Regions from separate parts of the Homo sapiens genome. Here region 1 is linked to region 2. A link is a loop called in an ENCODE intact Hi-C map of the cell type or tissue named here. Cell type or tissue: GM12878. All regions are shown on one strand.

Region 1 (2,500 bases), 770 kb after region 2:
TATTGGGCCTCAACTTTGTTCTCTGGCTCCTGGAGATTAGGAATCCACTGTTCTTGAAGAGGGGGCAAGGTGCTCACAAACTGCTGGTCACTGTACTCTCATAGGTGGTATCAGCAAAAGCATTTTATTGGCACTGACAGCAGGATTTGTCTTTGTAGCAGCAGCTTGGCAGAGTGCTAGTGGGTACTGGGGTGTCTGCCTCTGGGTGTTCACCACAGTGGCAGAGGCAATGCAGCTGGGAGTGTGCAGGAGAACCCTTGCTGGCAACTTTGTGCGTGGTCATGCTGGAGGTGGTGTTGCCTCAGGGTTGGCACACTGGTGGTTGCCGGTCTGGGTGCCTTCAAAATGCCCTGATAGAAGAAGTGATTGCTCAGGGTGTGGGAGGATCCCCTGCTCTCTGCATAGTGTTAGCGCAAGGCTGGCTGGCTCTGTGCCTACCAAGACTCTGCAATGGTGGTTGGTGGAGTAGGGGGCATGGACTGCATTCCTTTGAGCTGGCTGGGCAAGGAAAGCAAAACCTGCCTGTGCAGAAATGAGTCAGCAAAACAATGTGAGGAGTTGCCATGGGCCTGGGGGAAGGTACAGTATGGGGAAGGAGTGGGAAGGCTGATTCATGACCTTTGGGACTGCCCCCATGGAGCTCTCCACTGGTCAGGCATGGTCCACCAACACAGAAGCTATGGTGTAGGCTCCAAGGGCACTCAAGATTGCCCTGTAAGCAAGCGTGGCCAAACTGGGGCACCAGGAGAGGCAAGGAGACCAAGGAGTGCTCAGGTTGGATTGGCCCCCTCTGGTGGGCAAGACTGCCTTGCAGACTTCAGGTTTGACAGTTCCCTTAGGGCTAAAGTCTCCTATGGGAGAAAGTAAAGCCTAGAGGAATAGCCATCCCTGGCCATGCTCTGCTACGGATGCCCCCACACCAAACTCTTTTGGCTCCACATCAGCTGGCTTGGTGCTGCTACCACTTCTCTAAGCAGTTCTCCCTGCCAATGTGAGTGTCCCTGGTGGTTGAGAGGACTTCTCCTACTGGGGTTCCTGAGGCCTGTGGTGAGAACAGATTGTTCCTTGCCAGTTCAACTCACCTGTTCCCCTAAACCCACTGGGGGCTAGAAATGAGTCCTAGTGCATATCAGCTCTATGCAGCATTCCCTGCTTCCTCCCCCTTCAGCTCAGCTTCTCTGTCTTCTCTCCATCCACTCTGGGTAGGTTACCTCTGAATATCTGTTAGGAGCACAACAGTCATCTGGTCCCTTGGTGGGAGCTGTTTCATCTGACTGTCTAGTTGGCTATCTTGTCCTCTAGAACCACATATTCTTTATTATTCATTCACTGATGGATATTTGGATTGTTTGCAGTTTTTGGATCTTGTATAAGGAGATATTAAAAATAATTTTACAAGTTGATGATGCTTGGTAAGAAAATTGATAGTTGTTCAGGAATTATATAGGCAATCTATACAGAGAGATCAGCATGCTGTGAAGTTTAAAAAGTGAAAAATTATATGAAAGCATATCTTGTGTGAATTTTCCACATTGATGTTCATGTAATTATATTTTTAAAGGCAACATACAAAAATTGGTAGAAGGCAGAGCTAGAAAGTGACCAAAATGCACAATAACTTCTTTAAAAATCTGGCCTAAAAGATGATTTCATCTATTCATCTTGTCAGCTAGCCCCTCCTGCATTTCATTTCTTGCCATTCGAATGTGCTATCCCCCTTTTTTATTCCTCAATCATTTTTTAATTTCAATTTTCTTAATAATTTTAATCACTTTCTGCCATTTCAATTAGTATGATGTTCATTTCCTTGGTCTTTCTGTTAGAAATTATGTTTTTTCTGTGTTTTTTTTTTTCTTCAGTATAGTGGGTGCCTGTTACTTTTCCTTGCAAATCCCATGGCAATTTAGACAGAGTACGCATTCACCAAATACTTCTGATGAATTACTGAATTGAAAAGCTAGGGTGACTTCCATTCTGGTTTGCCTTAGAGAGTTCTAGTTTATGCTTAATTCCAACAGTGTGATTATTAATAGAGCCACCTTACATGCTCAACAATGCTTCATTTGGATAAGTAGTTTTATGAACATTCTTGTGGTAACCCTTATTAGATCAAGCCCTATAAACTGACATCACTGTGGTAATACAAGTTGTATTATAATTCATCAAGTTACCACTCACTTTTGTACGAAGACATTCTAAACGTTTTCAGCATGTGGTAGGTAATGCTAACTTGGTGCAACCTCCTTTATTCCATTTTTATTTAAACTGCAGCATGGCTCTTTTACTGACATCTGGGGAATTTGCACCTATAATCTCAGCTTTTAGTATGTTTCCCCCTTTTTAACTATTTTCTCACCTTTCTGTCAGGTTCAGTTGAATTTTGACTTCATTTCTTTGTATTTACAATGTGCAAAAATATAAGACTGGGATTCTTGCATGGATTTACTATCTTAGTGCAAGATGTTATCTGTACAAGTTAGATTTTATAGTTGCTAACTAC
Region 2 (2,500 bases):
TTCACCACAATTTTTTAAGACCTATTTTTCTTTCCAATCCAACTTCCCATATGTCACGTACTTTTCTTCTGTCAAATGACTCATATTACAAAATTGAAATGGTATGAAGAGCTGATTAAAGAAAACACAACTAAAAGTGTATGAAGAAAAATCGTATGTGATAAACATTCATTATGTCTTTGCTACTCAGCTAGGCTCTTTAGGGATAATCTTATTTCTCCTACATGAAAGCCCTTTGAATCACATGTTCGTATAATCATTTAAAAATTATTTTCAGAATAAAGATAATTGATGTTTAATTTACTAATCAAGATATAAAAACATAGACTAGATCATTTTAACTGTGACATCTAAACTTTTGATTTAAATAAGACTATTAATTCCTCAATGTCAAATTTGACAGAAAAAGTAATTCATTTTAAAAAGTGTGCTGTGTTTGTATTGCCCTAGCTTTTGGTTCAAACTTCCAGTTAAAATTAGGAAAATAAAACGAAGAACACTGGAAATAAATATAAGTTCCAGGTAATTTTGAATGGTAGGAAGCAAATGGTAATATATTGATGCGCAGACGTACACACACATTGAATGGCACATTATCACAGAAGACGCTCAAAGCAGTTATGAGCCTTTACAGGGAAAATGTCAAGATACCACCCATTTGGAGACAATAGACAATAGATACAGAGGGTGGTCTTTCTTATTTTAACATTTAAGAACAGCAGTAGAACCCTAGATGGTGTTGTCTGTCCCTTTCCCTGTACATAATGTATCTTAAAAAGTGAGTACTGGAATATGATTCTTAATGAATCTGATCCTCTCTTTCAAGAAACAGAAAAGAACTTTGTAAGAATCTACAGCAAACTTAGAGCAGGAAACATATTTTTTTAAATAACAATAGCTCTAGCAAGAAAAAAACACTCCATACGCAAAGATTTTTGTTTCTTTTAAACCAAAGATTTCACATCAGGAATTGAATGCTGCATAAAGTTGAGGACATCAAAGATAACGTATGAGTGTAGGATAACTGTGACCACTGGGGAAAACCAAAAACACAAAACAAAAAGAAAGACAAATAAAAAAATCTCTAGATGGGGACCACCTCTGGGCACCCAGCTAGTGGGAACAGCTTGGGGAATGAGGACAGTGGGGACGCTGAGAAGACTTTTCTTCTTTTTACTTCTATTCTTATTTTAAAATGTATCACTCTGCATAGTGCATCTATTTTGATAGTTTTTCTCTTAAATTACTGTTTTTGTCTTTATATACATGAAGTGTCAGTTGAAAAGCTGCTTTAGTATCTAACCACTAGGGGGTGCCCTCATTGCACATATTGATGTACAACTGGTCCAGGGCTGATCTGGACAAGGGATGCCATGAGATAAATTTTACTTCAGGCTAATGTCAATCTGAACTTGTTTCGCTGTTTAATGTATACATATAAAATCTGATCTGAGGATCTGACATCTTGACATCACTGTATTCTTCATAGTGAGACATAAAGCCACTTTTTTGCATTTCTGTTAATATTCAGAGTTTTGCAGGAAAGAATGAAACACTGGAAGCAGTTACTGAAGCTCAGATTCCTGTTCTCTTCAGGAGACACATAAACCCTCATACATATGCAGCCTCAGTTTTTAAAATATTACATAGTTGCTTATATTTATTTCTATCAGTTTAAAAAATATTTATATAAGCTGATTATGACATCTATTAATATTTTTAAAATTCAAATTTTTCTTAAAAATTGTTATCCCCTCAAATGTAAAAATATTAAATTTTGCTATATTATCACTAGTGTAAAGAACTTATTGTTGTATTTGTTAATCTGTTAGAACATTTTAAACATTGTTAATATTTCACTTTTATTCAAATTTTATGTTACAATTACACTTACAATTAATAAATAGCTTACTATAATGTTCTGGTAGGGAATTCCTTAGTAAAATAATGCACAAGAATATATTAAAATTTATATAGAGTAATTGATATTATTTTTCCATAAGGGCCAATGAGATTAAATGAACCTTCTTTCTTCTTTTCTTTTCTGTTCTTTCTTTTTTTTTTTTTAACCTCCTGCTCCCGGGTTCAAGCAATTCTCCTGCCTCAGCCTCCCCAGTAGCTGGGACTACAGGAGCCAGCCAGCACACCTGGCTAATTTTTTTGTATTTTTAGTAGAGACAGGGTTTCACCATGGTCAGCCTGGTCTTGAACTCCTGACCTCAGGTGATCCACCCGCCTCAGCCTCCCAAAGTGCTGGGATTACAGGCATGAGCCACCACGCCTGGCCCCTTGTTTCTTATATTTAGAAATATCAACATAAAAATTTAGAAACTTTAATAAATAATTAATGTGAAACTCCAAATACAGTCTTGGCCTTAGAAAACATCAAGAAAAATTTGGGGAGCCTTTAAAATGAGGAAAAAAATAATGGGTGTGTTGTCTAGATTACTCATTCAGGTTATTTACATCTTTGATTGTCTTTGAGCTATTTTGAAACCAA

The links. Hi-C counts contacts between places; a loop is a spot of excess contacts. Peaks named below come from ENCODE experiments on the same cell type or tissue, not always from the same donor. Only the 100,000 strongest peaks of a DNase experiment are listed, where the experiment ranks them.
Region 1: a loop joins it to region 2, with 15 times the contacts of the local background. A loop is called at or near these places in 2 of 110 quality-filtered maps.

What each region holds. Positions count from the first base shown.
Region 1 is chr11:38,017,533-38,020,032 of GRCh38, reverse strand. No RefSeq gene overlaps it. Among named protein-coding and RNA genes, the nearest start is that of LINC02760, 80 kb to the right of the region's middle. In GM12878, no CTCF peak of the experiment used is centred here; no DNase peak of the experiment used is centred here.
Region 2 is chr11:38,790,359-38,792,858 of GRCh38, reverse strand. No RefSeq gene overlaps it. Among named protein-coding and RNA genes, the nearest start is that of LINC01493, 140 kb to the right of the region's middle. In GM12878, a CTCF peak has its summit at 1,311 (motif pointing right); a DNase peak (open chromatin) is centred at 1,359.